Regions from separate parts of the Homo sapiens genome. Here region 2 is linked to region 1. A link is a loop called in an ENCODE intact Hi-C map of the cell type or tissue named here. Cell type or tissue: heart left ventricle. All regions are shown on one strand. Links, peaks and the distances in the headings refer to the core of each region. The heading gives the core; the rest is flanking DNA.

Evidence for each region. Peaks named below come from ENCODE experiments on the same cell type or tissue, not always from the same donor. Only the 100,000 strongest peaks of a DNase experiment are listed, where the experiment ranks them.
Region 2: a loop joins it to region 1, with 3 times the contacts of the local background. A loop is called at or near these places in 3 of 110 quality-filtered maps.

Annotation. Positions count from the first base shown.
Region 1 is chr2:20,957,253-20,968,440 of GRCh38, forward strand. No RefSeq gene overlaps it. Among named protein-coding and RNA genes, the nearest start is that of APOB, 81 kb to the right of the region's middle. RefSeq lists an enhancer at 5,802-5,851. In heart left ventricle, for the core only: CTCF peaks have their summits at 5,901 (motif pointing left) and 6,107; a DNase peak (open chromatin) is centred at 5,896; H3K27me3 peaks cover 3,407 bases.
Region 2 is chr2:20,393,573-20,401,172 of GRCh38, forward strand. It overlaps the pseudogene SLC7A15P. Among named protein-coding and RNA genes, the nearest start is that of PUM2, 47 kb to the left of the region's middle. In heart left ventricle, for the core only: a CTCF peak has its summit at 2,625 (motif pointing right); a DNase peak (open chromatin) is centred at 2,612.

The sequences.
Region 1 (11,188 bases), core at 3,543-8,542:
ATATTTCTCTTTGCAAAAACCAAGCAAAACCAACATAAAATAAAATATAATTCCACCTGTCTTTTAAGGCCTCACTCAAATGCCTCGTCATCCAACGAGCTCTCCCTGGTCTGTTCAGCTGAAGGGAGTCCCTCTCTGTGCCTGCGGAAGGTCAGCTCACGCGTTTCCCACTGCCCTCTGTTATGTGGAATTGTGCACAGTGACTCCTGCCACCACACTGTTGGATTTCTTGAGGCAGAACTCATCTATGTCTCAGTTCCTGGCATGGTGCCTGCCACTGAAGAGGTGCTCAATAATTATGTTCTGGACGCCATTAAAACTATGCCTCTGCAGTGCCTCGTGCCTGCCTGGTATCTTCCAGCTTTTGTGATGCCAGGACCCAGAGTGCAGTCTCCACACTGGCTCAGGGAGCTGTGGAGGGGGGAGCTTCTGAGATGGGCCTTGAAGGGTACAGAAGAGGTGAAGTCACTTCTCGGTGACAGCGAGGAGCAGAGAGCTGCCTTATCTGAGTTTCCATGTAACTGCACGTATGTTTGACCTGAACACACAGGAACTCTGGGCCTTGCACATGGAGACAGGCAGTCCGCCAGCAATATGGGGCTCCTGGCTCTGTTCTCTAGGGAAGTTTCTTCCGGCAACCCCACTGGAGCTGGGAGGCGCAGGCGACCGAGCACCAGATCGAAGCTGGAACCTCCTTCTGGAGGCCTGGGCTGGGTCAGTGTGTGTGTTGTGCCGCCAGCACCTGAGTGGCACCCGTCCCCTCACATGGGGTTTGTCAAGCGTCTCTGCATCCCTGGCCTCGGGAAGAAGGGCCCCGGTGGGAGCGGGAGCGTTGACACCCTCCCCTCTGATCTGAACACAGGTTTCTAATTTCCCAGTAATTTGCCCTTTCTCCCTCTTCCCAGTTGGCTTCCCTGTCACTTCATTTCCTGCCGTATTCTCATCTTACAGCAAAGGTGAAGAGAGTTGACCTCTCCTTGCCCCAAAGCGGAATAAAATCCAGAACAGATTTTTGTGAATAAAAATAGGCTTGAATACCCACAGCCAGCCACCTTGGGCTCCGCTCAGCCCATCTGGCCTGTGGAGTTCTCTCCCCACCCGGCCAGCCCACAGGGCAGAGCTGCGGAGGGTGGGCCGGTGGCCAGCCAGAGCCAGAGCAGGCCCAGCCGGGGGCTGTTGGACAACTTTATCCTCTCACATGGGGGACGGCTGCCTTTTCCAGTGGACTAGGGAGGAAAGATTGAAATGTCAGCACCTGGTGGGAAAAAAACAATTTCTGTTTAGAACATTTGGGAAAATTCCAAGAGGGATGCAACTGATCCCCCTCCCCCTCCTAGTATTTTCAAAGGGATTGTGGCTTCAGAGCTAGACAGACCCCAGGTCCGGTTCTTGCTCTTTTGTGGTCAGCTGTATTATCTAAGGTAAGAAACTTCATCTCTATGAACCTTAGTTTCGTCATCTGCAAAATGGAGATAAGGATGTAGATTCTGCAGGTAGGCTGGGAGGATACATGAGCAAGACAATCACAGGTGTTCAGCGCAGGGTCTATCTATGTGTCCTTCCTCCCATTCAGGTTTCAGCTTAAACGCCAGAGGGGTGTGATGCCCCCTCTAAATGCAGTGGCCAGTTCTGGTCCATCAGAGCGCCCTCTATTCCCTTTCCATGGTGGGATGTTTTCTTATTTCTTGTTTATGTGTGCTGTCTGGCTATGCGTGCTGTCTGGCTCCCGGTCCTAGCAGGAAAGACTGCCAGAGCAGGAACACTGCATTGGGGCACCCTATGATGCTGGCAGAGAGAGGGCACTCAAGAAAGATTTATTTAAAAAGTGGGTGCAGAAATTACAGCTATTATTTTTATTGTGTCAGGGTAACTTTTTCAACATATGATTTGGTGTTTTTACCTTTCCCTGTATTTTCCCAGTTTCCCATCCTTTTTCAAGCAGTTAGAGGCCCTGGGCATCCTTATCTCAGGGGGTGTTTGTGGTTAGCTTAAAAACAAAAGTTGCTGCAAGATACACTTTCCTTCCTGGATTTTATTCCCAAAGAGTCTGAAACTATTGAAAAGATAGTGCTGGTTGTCTGGAAGGTTTGAGGAGAGAAAGAAAATGAGAGAGAAGGAGACAGATTTTGGAAGAAACATGAAGACAGAGGGACTTCCCATCTTCCTTCTCCTTTAATCCAAAAAAAGATTTCTGGCAGTGGGTGGGGCAGGAGGATGGTCCGAGGGTTCTGTGAGCAGCAGCGGATGCCCACATACCCATGAGACAGCATCCTGAGAAGGTAGCCAACATGCAGAGGAGGTGGGGACCGCGCACTGGGCTTCCCTAGGGGTGAGAGTGGCACCAGAACAGCAGAATGGCCTGGTGTGATGGGCATGTGGGCAGGGCCAGCTAGGGCTGCTGACCGACAGGCCTCCCTGGCACCCTGATGCTGCTTACAACCCTGGAGAAGGCACAGCTCTAGAATGACGGAAGCTCAATCAGGGCTCAGAGTCAGAACTGAGTTCCACTCTCTGCTCTGCTTTATTTATTCAGAGTCTTCGATGATGTGCCCTGGGCTGGTGTTTGGAGAAAGGCAAGTGTGGGTATGAGCAGCAGCATTGCAGGTTCCGGACACCCCGGAGGCACAGCACCCCTGTACCTACCATCACTCCTGGGCTCAGCTTGGCACTGCTCAGCCAGGACTTCACACCTGTGATGATCAGAGGGCACTATGTATCAGGTGTACATTCCCCATCCCCCTACAAAAAGGTAGTAATTCTTTGTTTTTCTACAGCACTACTAAATCTAGTAGAAGGACTCTTTTTACCACAGTTGATGTCTAATATCTGTTGCTTTTCGCGGCTCCCTGTCCCTCACTGTCATATGAGAACCTCAGGGCTTTGTGATTCAGGAGAAGTGTGGAAGAGGCCACAGCTGCAGATGTGAATGGTGCACAGCTGTGGTTTCTTGCCCAGGCCATGTGGTTCATTAGAAGGCAGCTGGCTCCACTGTCAGCCTTGTTCCTACTCTGCCGAGCTCTGCAAGGGGTACTTCCAGGGTAGGCTCAGCCCTGATGCTCCTAGCCACATCTCCGTGGCACCTCTGGCAGGTCCAACTGCTCTCCAACTCTGTGTGCAAATGGGATAGGGACCCCTTCCACCCTCCAGCCTCAGGATCCCACTCCCTGGAGGCAGACCTCTTCTCTTTGTCCCTTAAAGAACCAGCTTCCAATTCCTTCCCAGCTAGGACAGAACCAGACAATTCTTCCTATGGCCTTGGTTTTCCAAGAGAAGGTCACCTTTGTCTCACCTGGTGATGTCTCCCCTGAAGCACAGAAGAGAATCACGAGTACTTGTTTCAAAGAAAATGACCAAAATCTGTCTTAGCTTCCCATCGCTGCTATAACAAGTCACCACAATTTGCTGGCTTCAAAAAACACACATGGATCTTACAGTTCTGTAGAAGTTTGACATGGGCTTCACTGGGCTAAAAGTAAGGTGTTGGCAAGGCTGTATTCCTTTCTAGGACTGATGTAATTCAACTCTGTGTCCCCACCCAAATCTCACATTGAACTGTCTGTGTCACCACCCAAATCTCACATTGAACTGTCTGTGTCACCACCCAAATCTCACATTGAACTGTAATTCTCAATGTTGCAGAAGGGGCCTGGTGCGAGGTGATTGGGCCATGGGGGCAGACTTCCCCCTTGCTGTTCTTGTGATAGTGAGTGAGTTCTTACAAGATCTGGTTGTTTAAAAGTGTGTAGCCACCTTGCACCTCGATCTCTCTTGCTTCTTCTCTGGCTGTGTAAGATGTGCCTGTTTCCCCTTCACTTTACGCCATGATTGTAAGTTTCCTGAGGCCTCCCCAGCCATGCTTCCTGTGCAGCCTGAGGAACTGTGAATCAATTGAAGCTCTTTTCTTTATAAATCACCCAGTCTCAGGTAGTTCTTTACAGCAATGCGAGAACAAGCTAATACAGGGATGAATTCATTCCCTTCCCTTTTTCACCTTCAAGTGCCTGTATTCCTGGGGCCCCGGCCCCTTCCTTCTTTTTTGAAGCCAGTAGCTGAGCATCACTCCAAACCGCTCATAAGGAAATGGCATTCTACTTGAGTAGCAGACAGGTGAGCCAACAAATACAATCTCATGTGGTAAGCGAAGAACAGGTTCAGGGAAGAAGCATGGTCAAAAAAGGGCCCAGTACCCTGGGTGAGAGAGGGATGGGTTCTCAGAGGGCTGCTACTCAAGCCAAGGCTTATCTTACCTCCTCTACCCAACTGTGGAAAAACTTGAAGAAGTAATTGGGTATAACTCATCTTCTTATTTTCCTTGATGCTAAATTCACTGCTTTGCAACCTGTAGACACCCAATAAATATCACTTGCAATGAACCAGTTCTCTTCTGAGTCATTTTTGTCTTCTGGGCTACAGTTGCAGATGGGAGATGAGAGAACAGTGCCAAGCTAGAGGGCTGAGCTAGCATCCTCAGGACAGAGCCCTAGCTTTAGGGCTTGGCAGATTTTTATTGTCATGCATTTTCTTCCCTTAGCAGAGATGAATTCCAGAATTGAGGCAGGAAGCTCTCTGTTTAGTTGTGGGACCTCACCAGGAATTCACCCCAGACATCAGGGAATTAGATTTAAAATCTCGCCCTTGCATTTAAGCAGGGCTTTAGGATCACTTGGGGGTTGATAATTGATAGATGTCTCCTCGTTTGAGTTTCTTCATAAAATAACATGCAGGGAGCAAGGGAATGAAATTGAGCAAGTGAAATACTTGGCAGAGTCTCAGGAAAGACGTTAAGAATAGATCTATGAGCTGTGCCCCATGGCGGGGGGGTTGCTTCTGAGTCGGGAGGTGCATGGGTTGGCGGCAGGAGGAAGCGTCATGGAGCCTCTGTTTCTGAGCCCATGTGTTGAGATTCCAGCCTCTAGTCAGAAAATTCCCCTTGCAGCTTCTGCCTGGTCCAGCCCCTGAGCCATGAGCATCTTCTGGTCCTCTTGCCTCAGATTGTTCCCCATTCACTCTTCCCATCTTCTCCTTCACACAAACTTCAGGATCAGGACCCACAGAGGTCTTGGGACCTGTAGGCTGCGGGAGAAGGCTGTGGATGTTTAAAACCACATGTCACCACCTCCTGGCAGGGGCTGGCTAAGGACAGGACTAAACTCTCAGTGGTGAGTTAATGTTTGCTGAGGGAATGAATGAAGGAATGACATAGGCAAAATGAAGCTAAATTATCCGTTAAGGTTATCTATGGTACTTTCCCTGGGCCATGATTCTCCCTCTTAGATGGGAGGAGCTCAGCTCCCTAGACCCCTCCTAAGCTCTTGCAGGGCCTGTAGCATCCAGGGATAACAGAGCAGAGGACTGGGGCAGCCTACTTTCTTTGAAGGGCCACTCTCCATGCCACCCTTTGAATCAGCACTGGTGACCAATTAGTAGAGTGTGATATGAGTAGTGGATGAAGACCTGTCTAGCATTAAAAAAAAGAGACAGAATTGAGAAATAAGGGTATTGCTTTGTAAAAATGTGCTGCTGTTTTGCACATGATAGACAGTATACTAAAAGTGGCTTGCAACGTTAAATGTATTTCTTACCATGGGTCAAGGTCAAAAAAGTTAGAGCATCCAGCATCTCAGAATTGCTGAGGGCTCTCATGCTCCCTGGGAGGAGATGCTAAGGTCTGACCAGGCAACTTCAATTGTAAAATAAAGATGCCTAACCATCCACAATGACCTCTTCCTGAGACCTTGGGGGCAAGTGGAGGAGGACTGGCTGGGAGTAAGAGGCCAGGGCTCTGAGCCTCCATCTGTGTGTACTTACTGTGAGCCTTGGGCACATTGCTAATTCCTCTTCCACCTGTTTTCTCCTCCAATGTGGAGGTTACATTGTGTCTGTGTGCACTGCTGCCCTCTGGTGGTGAGCTCTATACTTCACTGCAGCCACGGCATCCAATTTGGGTTTGTTGACTGGCTTGTGGCTGTCCAGATTTTCCCCTCTTCTTGTTCTCAAAAGGTGAGCCTTACCCCCAGGTGGAGTAGCATCCCACATGTTAAAAAAAAACTCACATGTGTTGTGAGTTTTCTGCAAAGGCCTCTGCTGTTCAAATGCGTTGCCTGGAGATACTCTCATGCGAGAATGTAAATCAAAGGGCAAGCTAATAGGGAACTACTTTGTAGCCAAAGTTTGATGAGGTCCACCTGCTTCAGGGTACGTAGCTGTATGCCAGGTACTCTTGATGCATCTGCCGGCTCTGAACAGTGTTTTATGAAGCTGTTGAGAGAGTGGGACCAGATGTTTAGAAAGAAGAGCTTGTCTTGTCACTTCCCTCAGCTTCTTCCTTTTTTGATGGTATCAGCAACTCTTTGCATTTCCAATTAAGACTCTAGTTAAATTCCCTTCAGCATTTGACTCAACCTCTTGCAAGAGGCAAGATAAGTGATTTAAAAAAAAAAAAAAAACTCTTACTTAAAGAGCATGTTGCATTGTTCTGAGATTTATTTCTAGTAAATCAAAGGGGGACTGAATGTCCCTTAGCATTGTCCTGGGATTGATAAAGGTCAATTGTCTGCAGAAATATGGACCTGAAGTCTCTCCAAGGTTAGAGGTTTCATATTCATGGTCAATGCATCTTCAAATCTCCCATAGCAAATTATCTTGGACCATTGCATTTAATAGGTGCTTAATAATTGTGTGTTAAAAGGTTGAATGGATGAATGAATGAGTAGAGTCTCAGAAATGGCCCTTCAGATGAAGTTTCCGAGCTATGAAGTAACAGTGTACAGTGCACCATGCATGAAGCACATCGGGCAAGGGAACTCCACTGTTACATGGTAGGATTGGTTGGCCTGGAATCAAGTCAGGATATTTAATCAATGAGGTTGAAAGACCCAAGTAAACATTTAGCAAAACTGGAGTCAAAGCACATTTCAAAACAATCATTTAGACTGTTAAGCTGCTATCTTATAGAGTTGGGGGCCCAAAGTAGGGAGTGTTTTATTTTTAAACAACTTGCTTCCCTTCTGACTTCAAGAATCCCCATGATGGTTTGGTTTTGAGGACATTACCAGTCAACCGCAGCCAAGAAGTGATTAGCAAATGCCTGCTCCACAGACGTGGGTCTGACTTCTGGGCTAAGTTCAAAGCAGAGCTCTTAGTTTAATAATGATACAGGATTCACTTTCCTTGAAAACTTCCTATGCTGGAACCATTTTGAGAAAAACAGAAATAATCATGGAAATTTGGGGGCACAAATGAAGACAGGGAGGAAACATTACATGCATATCTGAGTACTTGTCTACAACCCTCACAATGCATCCTGGAGAAGATGTCCCTCCCTTATTCTCTTGATAGGAAATGGCCACTGTTTATAATGAGGCAGAACAAAGCAGGGGCTTACTTCCCCCCCGATGCCAATCAATATGCTGAGAGCTGGCTCCAGTGCTCCCAGAGCCATGGATCAGTGTTACTGCCTTGAAAATCGCTTATTGCTGTGTCATTTAAAGGAATCTGATGAAAGGTTTGAAAGAAATGCTATAATTCTACAAAATATCTTCAAGTGGCATTTCCCAAAACCATGGACAAGTACTGATAGTGTTTTGTGAAATGATTTTAGCCAAAACATAGATAAATATTTTTATTTTAATGCTTATGTATTTAACACATATTACAAATATATACAATTAGCATACCTTACCTGTGATTTCATGAATAATTTTTCTTAGGAAAAGACTAAATAATCTAAGTAAAAATAATACAAAACAAAATAGAAAAGACAAGAAAAGAAGGCATTTTAACTTAAAACCAATAATAGTAGATAGTAAAAACTGTGAAGCTCGTGCTTAAACAACGTGGTTCGGGGAACAGACTCAAAGTGTGTGTTAAGTTTTTGCACTACTATTAGGAGAAACACTGCAGTATAATTCTGCAGTGATTTTTGGAACAAATATTCAAAACTACCACCTAGGGAAAGCTCAGGCACTGTGGTTGTACAGGGAGGAAGCTTTGGGGCCATGGCCACTCTCTTCTTTTCACAGGGAACGTTTTGACAACGGAGTCTTTCTAGTGCCAAGTCTCTGTGCTCCACCAGTGAAGACCGTAGCAGGCAATGATGACTGTGCTTGGAGTCTCCACACTGGAAAGTGGGCTTTTTCCCTGACTTGAGCCCAGCAGCCATCAGAGGGAAGTGGACATCCCCAACGCCATCCCCTCTGCCCACCTGCCGGAGTGTGACTTCCCACCAGTGCCATCAAACCCCCACAGTGCTTCAGAGTGTAGGCCAAGCTAGCAGGTAAGTTTCCCATGAACTCAGGCTCCTCTACCATCTGGGTATGCAGGCTAGAGCATGAGCCCCCACTGCACCTCTTTCAGCATTAAGATATTTCTGAGGCTTTCCTGATAGAGAAGTGGCCTGGGAAGGCATTTAAGAAGACAGCTTAACTGTCCAGGTTCCTTTTCTGTTGACCCTCACCCTGAATCTTGAATCTTGACTAGGGAATTCACCCCTGGCCTTGTGCTGGACTCTTTAGGGACAGAGGTGGGACATGAGATGTTGGCGCTGGGGGAAGCAAGTCTCATCTCACCGAGTGCTCTCCTAGAGAAGGAGCTCAAACAGTGCCCAGAGCTGGTGCTGGGATGCCATTTGGTGGTCTGGAAGTTGCTGATTGCTTTCTCTGTCACAAAGCCTTTGATTTCCACCGGCTTATGTGTACACATGTGGGTATTCTTGGTGGCCTGGCCATTGAGCATAATTAAAAGAAATGATTGGCTTTCTCTTGATGCAAACATCTGGTTTTACTTGAAACAAGATGACTTAGCTGTTTCAGAAACATTCTTGTAACCCTGGATTCACATTTTCTTCTTAAAATATATATTTTCTCTGTTCGGGCAGTATGTTAATGTAAACACTCCTTGTAACTGACAACCGACAGTTTCAGAAGTACGTGGGGCTCCAAGCACCGGAGGAACCGCAAGAATGATTGCGTTTTTGATTTGATCACTGGAAATCTGTTTCAACAGTCACTCTGATTTAAACAATTACTCTGATTTATACTCCAAATGCTGTAATTTGCAGAAAATGTAACCATGTGAGGACATTTTTGTAGAGTATGTCTTGGCAACTTTGTGTTGTTGTGATGTCATTCACTTCAGTTTTAAGGAAGCACAGAGGAAAGAAAAGAAGGAAAACAGCGTCCTTTTTGATGTGCTTTCCTGACCGCCAGGGAAAATGTTCTCAAGTCTTCCTGGCTTACCATTCCTTACCGCTCCCAGCCCACAAGGCCAACACTGAAGGGCTATGAATGACATTGAGGAGAGAAGCGAGAGCCAAGATTTCCTGAAGGCCAAAGAATTAAGTCCAAGAGTGGGGGCAGCTGGTTTTGTTGTCCTGTCTGCTGTCTCTACAGTTAAGACAGGGTAGGTGGGATGCCAGCTCTTGCATCATTCATCAAAGCCCAGGTTTGCAGAGCTGGAAGTCTAGTGGAGAGTGTGAGGTTTAATACCTTCATTGCCTAGAAAGAAAGATCCAGGTAGGTTAAAGAACACTGCAAAGGTTCTAGAGCAAGTTAGTATTAGAGTCAAGGAAGCAACCAGGGCTCTGGTTTTTTGATTCTTTGCAAGATTGTACCTGTTGACATGTAACTGCAGGTTGGTCCCACATTATGAACAGAGAAGGTATCTCAGCAGAATAAGAACAAAAAGTCCTAAGTCAAAATAATTAGGTAGTACACATTTTATAGTTTGCAGCTTAAGGGAGCTAGCATTCCAAGTATTAGTTCCATTTATACCCTGCCCTCCTCCAGTGAATCCAGCCAGGCTAATGCTGCTGGGGAAAGAGCCATGAGGGCACAGAAGGCACTTCTGCCTCTTTGGGAGCAGAACGCCTCTGTGAATGGTCCCATAATTCTGAGTGGCAGCGGGGTGCTCAGCCCCTCTGATCACATCTTCCTAGACCATGTGTCTTCAACTTAGTCCCAGCCCCAGAGAACCAAAAAGAGGTTCTTCTATTTAAAGTTTATCTCCTTAACATCTGTGTGCTTCAGTTAGTTTTGCAGTATCTCCTTAAAATTGACTTATTTCTGCCCATTGCTGAGGAGCGGTGCGCTGTTTCAAGTCCCAGCTCCACCTGTGGTTTGTTGTGTGAACAAGAAGGCATCAGGTTTCTTTGCTGTGCTTCAGTGCGCCCGTCAGTTAAATGAGGGACAAGAGCAGAAAGTGCCAAAATCTCTTCCAGTTTCATCACTCTTGGAATCTGTGGCTCTATCATTTTGTGTATTTGTGTTTCTTATTTAAAAAGTGATACAGGCTCATGGTGACAATTTTTTCCACTTGAACCTCATATTTTGGGGACGTGAAGTTTTTCATGTGCATTGCCCCTTTCAGAGAGCTTTGGGGTGCAGGGACACTCAGCCACAGGTGTGCCCCATAGCCTGGCACTCCTCCCTGGACTGTCCTGAACAACACTCTAATACCAAGGTGGGTGTCTTTCATGCTTCTGAATGATGGGCTCCTGCTAAATGATGGGAAGCCCATTAATTCCTCAGCGAACACAGAACATGTGACAGGCGGCACTCAAAAATTGTTTGTTGGCCAGGTGCGGTGGCTCACACCTGTAATCCAAGCACTTTGGGAGGCTGAGTTGTGTGGATCACCTGAAGTCAGGAGTTCAAGACCAGTCTGGCCAACATGGTGAAATCCCATCTCTACTAAAAATACAAAATTTAGCCGGGCATGGTGGCTTGTGCCTGTAGTCCCAGCTACTTGGGAGGATGAGATATGAGAGTCGCTTGAACCTGTGAGGCAGAGGTTGCAGTGAGCCGAGATCACGCCACTGCACTCCAGCCTGGGTGTCAGAGCGAGATCGTGTCTCAAAAAAAAAAAAATTGTTTTTTGCTAAACAGCACTGGATTGGACATTTGACTAATGTGTCATGCAACAATAAGTTTATCCATGCTAACCACACTGAAAAAAGGCATGGTTCTTTCTTTATTTTCCTAAAACTGATCTGATATTCCACATGAACTCCTACTCACTGGGTAATGGGGCAAAACAAAACTAAAGTTTGGTTCAGTTCAATAATTCCAAATTGATTCCTTTATTGAAGACTTTCTTTAGCTAAATGCCCTGTCCTTCAGCCCTCCTCCCTTGCCCTTTATCTTACCCCACATGGCATTTTGGTGTGTGAGGAGGGAGGAACATGAGGCAT
Region 2 (7,600 bases), core at 1-5,000, 570 kb before region 1:
AAGACCAGCCTGGCCAATATGGTGAAACTCCATCTCTACTAAAAATACAAAAATTAGCTGGGCGTAGTGGCGGGCACCTGTAATCCCAGCTACTCAGGAGGCTGAGGCAGGAGAATCACTTGAACCCAGGAGGTGGAGGTTGCGGCGAGCCGAGATCGAGCCACTGCACTCCAGAGTAGGCGACAGAGCAAGAATCCATCTCAAAAAACAAACAAACAAAAAAAACCAAAAAAACAGTCTCCACAGTAATCCCATATTCCTCTCCATGGTCCATCCATACCTGCTGTGTCCTCTCCTCCCTGGACCTGGTTACCCCAGGTGAACCACAGAGACCTACCTCTGGAAGCTGTGGTGACTAGTTACTGTTAGGTTGGTCATTCTGGTGTCCAGAGTGTGTTCGACCGGGGAAGAGATGCTCCCTGTGGCTCCCCTGGGGCCTGCTTGACACTCAGCTCTGCTTTCCAGCCCTGAATTCTGTCAATGGCTCTTATTTATCGTCCCATACCAACTCCAGCCCTGATGTTCACCATGGCTGTGGCTTTGGTCCTGGGCATTCCAGGAAGTTTCAGTACCACCGTGAACTTCATAAGGCAAGTGAGACGGTCCTCCCACATCAGGTATCTGAAGCCCCCGTGTGTACACATTCACACACATGCATGTGTACATAAACATGCATGCACACCCCTGGACCCCTCCCACTATATACACACATATGTGTAGTACATGTAGTCATAAATGTGCACACACCTCTGGAGACCCCTGTGTGTACACACTCACACTCACATGTGCATATAGATGTAGACACACCCATGCACACTTCTGCAAGCCCAGGCTCAGGTCCCCTGAACACGCATCTACATTTCAGCCATGCTTTCCCAGTCGTGTTTCCAAAATTAAACATGGCTCTCTCCTCTCTTGCCCTGTTTCTAAAAATTCAGTAAGACATATGTTTACCAAGAGACAGACACATTAAAGGCTTCTGCTGTCTTTGTCAGTTTTCCTTTTTTCTTTTTCCTTTATTCTGTTGCTAAGATGATGTTAAGGAATATTCAGGCATTATTCTCGCTACCTGTGTAGCCCCCGGCTGTGGTACGATTTTTCCTTTATGGTCGAGGTCTGCATTCTGAACTCTGGCCTAACATGATCTCTACTGAACGCAGGTCAGAGCCACAACCAATCTGCACAGGCACAATAATCATGTTCTGACCCCATTTATTACTTTCTCAAGGGCAGAAATTGATGGGCTGTTATGATATGCAGTTTATGATCTCATTTGAAGCAGGGTCAATGGGCAGCAGGCAAGCGTAATGTCTGGGTGCAGAGGGAGTTCTCAGAAGTTTTTAAAATTATTATTTATATACTTATTTTAAATAAATAGAGATGAGGTCTTGCTATGTTGCCCCGGCTGGTCTTGAACTCCTGGACTCAAGTGATCCTCCCACCTCTGCCTTCCAAAGTGCTGGATTACAGATGTGAGCTGCCGCACCCGGCCCAGAAGAAGTTTTTAAGCATTGCCCGTTTTCTTTCTCTGTTGTCATAGGCTAATTAATTTGGAACAGCTTGTACTGTGCTTGATGCGACTCTCTTAAGAACAGTAAGTAACATACAAGGGTTTTTTCTTTTATTTTTTTCCTATAAGAAAGAATAAAATCAGTATACGGTAAGAACAAAATCAAATCCATAGTGAGCTTAGGGGGACTTTAGGCTGAGACTGGGGAATGTGGTTGAGGATGTCTCTGCAGAATGAGGATTCCTGAATGGTCCATCCCAAGTAGGACCCAACATCTCCCAGCACTGACCATCTCCAAAGATAACCTGGTCTGGACCCTGCTTCCAGGGTTAGGAGTTTTTATCAGACCTACATCAGCCACCCAACTACAAGCACTGGGGAGGGCACAGCAAAGGGTTTGTCTGGGTGCTCAGTGGCCCAGCTCACCATGCCACCAGCCCAGAGGGAAATGATAGGTGGTTGTTGGTGGGGGTGGGGGTTCTGCTGTGGGTGTGCTGTCCCTGAAGACAGCACAGGCTTCCTTGAGATTCTACCAAGATTTTCTTTTTTCTTTCTTTAAGAGAGGATCGCTAGGTGCGGTGGCTCACACCTGTAATCCCAGCACTTTGGGAGGCCGAGGTGGGTAGATCAGTTGAGGTCAGGAGTTTGTGACCAACCTGGCCAACATGGTGAAACCCCGTCTTTACTAAAAATACAAAATTTAGCCAGGAGTGGTGGCACATGCCTGTGCCCCCACCTTACAAGGTAAGGTCTTACGAAGTCTGCAAGGTAGACTTTGAGACAGACTTTGGGCTTTTCCAACCCTAGGCTCCTGCGTGAGGCAGGTCTTTGGGCCACAGCCTCATTCAGAGCCAAGAAGAAGACTGTACGGGGCTGCCACGATCATTATATTTGGTAGAGAATTTCCATATTTTTCTGGGGCTGGAGGGACAGTTGAATCACAAGGCATTAACTTTGCTTGCCAGGGACTCATTTCTCCTCTTGAGGACTCGGAGGGAAAACAGATGCAGAGAGAATCCGTGCACACACTTGGGTTCACACAGCACAGAGAGCAGAATGCTGGCTCCCAAGGCTCTGCTCCCTGGAGAGCCTCCAGTAGCCCAGCAGGTGGCTCTCCTGGTCCAGGCGAAGTTTAATGGCAGGGAGTGGAAGAGAGGAGCTGCCTGCAGGTGTAAACAACAGGAAGGCAGGCAGGAGGGACAGAGCCTGTGGACCACACACTACCTCCTGTTCCCCCTTCATCATCTGGGTCTCAGGGGCCAAATCCCCACCGTGCCCACTGCAGGTTCCCACCTTCATTCCCGCCATCACACTCCTGGCTTATCTCTACTGGTGCTGGCGCCCGTCATCAACCATCCCCAGACAGAGTTCCTAAACATCTTCCTCTTCCTGCTCAGTGGCTTCCTGGTGTACTTCCCACTTGTCCACTTCCAGTGCCAGCCCAGGTGTTTGCAGCTGGCCGCTCTACATCTCTAGATGCTCCTGGAAGTTGCTCCAGACACTAAAATATTGGCTGAAGGACTGGACAGGTTCTGCACTGCCCTCTTTGCTGCAAACACCTCTATCCCCACACAAGTGGCCTTGCCCAGTTCTCTGTAGGTTGACTTAGTGCTGTAACTCTATGATAGCTCAGCTGTCATAGAGTTCTGGGTTACCCTCTCCTGAGAGTGCTCCCCTTCTCTAAGAACTGTTCCTTCAACGTTCGACGCAGCCAAGCTGGTGTTACATGATGGCCTCTCTGGGTCATAGTTCTTTCATAGTTTTTTTGTAGCCTATGTGGGCAGCATGGAATAAGTTTCCTTCTTTGGGATTTTGGTATGAGAATTCGGTGGTCCAATTCAGGCTCAGATGGTTGCTCAAGCTAAAGCATTGCCAATCTTGGGCTCTACGTGGGGCCATCTTTTATCATGTGGGCAGAGAAGTAGAGAAAGCCATTGTGGTGGGGAGAAAGAAGATCCTTAATGACATATGCTGAGAAATTCTGTGACCCCAAGGATCTGGGAAGGAAATCTGAGAAAGTAGTGGCTTTGATTTCTGATTGTTTTCCAGTTCTGGTCCCTGTCTTTCTGTGGTCTAACTGCCATCTAATGATCTTTCTTGGTTTTTGATTGTCTGAGACAATGTGATACCTTGAAATAAATTTCCCATCATAACTCAGGTGAATTAGAACAGGCTCCTATTTCTTGCAACTAGAAAAATTTCGGCTCTGATAAGCCTTCTTGTTCAGGAAGAAACAATAGTAGAAGTCCTCTGCTTATCCTTCTGGAATACATTCCAAGACCTCCAGTGGATGCCTGAAACCATGGGTAGTACCAAACCCTATACATACTATGTTTTTTAGACCTGATAATCAAGACGGCTGCTAAGTGACTCCCACATGGGGAGCATATACAAGATGGATATGCTGGACAAAGGGATGGTTCATGTCCTTGGCGGTATGAGGTGGGATGGTGAGAGATTTTGTCATGCTATCAGATCAGTGTGCAATTTAGAACTTATACATTGTTTATTCCTGGAATGTTCCATTTAATATTTTCAGACCTCTGTTGATCACAGCTAACTGAAACACTGGATAAGAGGAGACTATGGTACTTTAGTTTCTGTTTGAAGCTACCTATTGGTTTGAATAGGGAAAGAAGCAAGAGACATATTCCTGGGAAGGAGAGGTTATCAGATTTGAGTAGAAGAGAGGACAGTCACATTTCTAGAAGAAAGGATGAAAAGTTGGAGCTAACCCCAGAAGGCTAACCTGGTTATGGGACTAAATAGAGACAAAGGAGCAGAGAAATCTGGCTGCCCGGGGGAGAAAATGGCAGAGGATGGAAAGACACAGGGCCTAGAAAGAGGCTGGGAGTGCAGCTCCTGGGTGCACCCCTGGATGTGACTCAGAGAGGGGCTGATGACGCTGTTCAGTGTCTGCACTCCTGAAAACTGGGCCTGGGCAGCCTGCACGTGGCTTTGCTCATTGACGTGGAAAAGGTGGCAACACCTGCTGTATGAACCTTTGTCTTGGCAGGTTTTTTGCTTACATCAATGAATCCTCCATTTCTTTGACACAAACTGAATGTCCAACAGTTCAATTCAATTCTAGACTTCACAGGTTTAGGGACTGAGTCCCACAAGACTGCCCTCACTTCAGACACTAGTTGCAAGTATTGGGTGCCCGGGTCACCCACATTTCTGTCTGACTTGGCTACAAAGTTGGGGAATTCCACAGGCTCCCTCTTCAGGCTTGAAAATTTGCAAGAATGTCTCAGATGTCTCAGGAATCCATTTAACTCACTATTACCAGTTAATTTCAAAAGACACCACTCATGTACAGCCAGATGGAAGAGCTGAACCAGGCAGAGCATGAGGGAAGGGCACAGAGCTTCCACGCCCTCTTCCCAGTAGCCACGCTTTCGGCACCTCAAGGCGTTCACCAATCTGGAAGTTCCCCAAATCCTGTCATATAGGGACTTTATGGAGGTTTCTTTACATAGACATGATTGACTAAATCATTGGCCATTGGCTGGACTCACTCTCCAGCGCCTATCTCCTCCCCAGAGGTTTAGGGATGAGGCTGAAAGTCCCAACCCTCTAATCATGCCTTGGGCTTTCTGGCAAGGAGACCCCATCCTGAAACTATCCAGGGGCCCTCAGCCACCTGTCATCTCATTAGCATACAAAAGTCACTCTTATCATTATGGAGATTCCAAGGGTTTTAGGAACAGTGTATGAAGAACTAGGGACATGAGCCAAATACTTATTTTTTGTTATATCACGCTCCTTAATTATAAACACTTTATTAGCCCTGTTCCCCAGAACACAGCTGCCAGTGAAATTCTAGGAAAATCTTCACATTCCTTCTCCTCCCAGCAGGACAGCCTGCCTTAGAGAAAAAGATTCCAAGAGAGACTGGTCCTATCCAGCTCCTCTCAAAAGAGGCCATGAATTTGGCTGAACATTCGCCAGGAAAGGCTCTGGGGTCTCCAGCAGGAATTAGTCCTTTCCTCCTTTGGCCTCCCACCAAACTGCTCCTGTGCCATTTGTGAGCTTTTCTGGGTCCTGGATGCTGGGTTTGGCTGTGTGTCATATTGCCCTCTGGGCTGAAGGTTTGGTGAGCGTGGGGGCTCGTTCTCAGATTCGTCTGTACATCCCTCAGTTCCCATCATGGTTCTGGGCTCCTTGCTGATCAATGATACTTGGTGAATCAAAATAATGAAATATTTGTTGAATGATGAGAGAATGACTCACGTTTCTATTTTTAAGACTTGCACTCGTGCTCATCTTCCCCATGGCCCTGGCTCCAAGGCCCTGTCCTGAGAAGGTTCTCTAAGGAGGAAGGACATCTTCCATGTCTTGAGCAGTCCCCTCTAGCTGTCATGGACACATGCCTGGAGGTGGGAGGCAGAGTGGGTGGCTGAACCAGGTACAGGCTAGGTTCTGGGTCATGCACCTGTTAGACCGAGTCTCACTTCATTATTCAATCTTCCCATCCTTCCCCAGACCAACTGCCTTTCGGCTCCCACTCCTCTTGTGTGGAAGAAAGCACCAAGGTGGAAGAAAGTACCCAAAGCAGGACTCTGTGATGGCAGCTTCTTACCCCCTCAAATTACCTGGCACACCTTCCCCGAGCTCCTCTCCTGCCCCCAGCCCTTTCATGGGCCCCGGGATGGTAGTGGGGGGTGATCCCAGATGGGCATCTGAGACTTCTCAGGGAATTAGTATGTTGGACTTTCTTGCCCCAAGTGAAGATCATGGTCTCCATAGTTATTTCTCTGCTATAAGGTCAGGGATGACATAGTAAATGTCACGGTTCTGGCCTTTGGCCTGGAAAAAAATGTTCTGAATCTTGGGGACAAGATTGGTGGATCACCTGAAGTCAGGAGTTTGAGACCAGTCTGGCCAGCATGGCGAAAACCCCATCTCTACTAAAAATACAAAAGTTAGCCAGGCATGGTGACACACACACCTATAATCCCAGCTACTTGAGAGGCTCAGGCAGGAGAATCATTTGAACCCGGGAGGTGGAGGTTTTAGTGAATCAAGATCACGCCACTGCACTCCAGCCTGGGCGACAGAGTGAGACTCTGTCTTCAAAAAAACGAATGACATGGAGTAGAGCCAGCCCGCAGCTAACCCTTTATGGGCATATAGTGTGAGCAAAATTAACCTTTTGTGATATCGTGATGTAATAAGAAATATGTATTTGGTGTTAGTCCCTAGTTCCCTTGTAACTTCCTGAGTGGTACTGGTAGGAGGAGCATCTTTTTCTATTCATAATAAGCCCTTTCAACCATGAGCTTATGCTACTGGGGTGACTCTAAGAGGAGAGGGGCTGGTTGCCAGAGGTAGCAACCATGTGATTAGAGGGGTGGAACTTTCCGCTCCAGGCACCCCACCTCCAGGGATAGGAGAGGGGATGGGAATTGAGCCTGATCACCAGTGGCCAGTGATTGACTCAATCATGTTTACATAATGGAAACTCCATAAAAACCCTAAATGAGGGGGTTTGGAGAGCTTCCAGGCATGGAGGTGCTGGGAGGGTGGTGTATCTGGAAAGGGCAGGGAAGCTCCATGCCTCTTTCCCACCTTTCCCTGTGTACCTCTTCATCTGGACTGTTCATTTGTATCTTTTATAATACACTAGTAATCATAAGTTAGGAGCTGGGAGTGGTAGTGCACACCTGTAGTCTCAGCTACTCACGAGGCTGAGGTGGAAGGATCCCTTGAATTCAGGAGTTTGAGACTAGCCTGGGTGACAGAGTGAGACCCTGTCTCTACAAAATTTAAGTAAATAAATAAAAGCACACATAAATAAGGTGTTTTCTTGAGTTCTGTGAGTCATTAAAGCAGATTATCAAACACGAGGAGGTGGCTGTGGAAACCCCTGATTTTTTGCCAAGTTGGTCAGAAGTAGCAGAGGCCCGGGACTTGTGTAACTGAGCATGTAATGTGTGGCGTCTGTGCCCACTGTGTGTGGATAATATCACAATTGAATTGTAGGACATCCAGTTGCTGTCAGGAGAGTTGGAGAATTGCTTGGTGTGGAAAATCCACACATTTGATGTTGTGAGTAGAGATATACAGGGTTTTCTTTTATTTTAT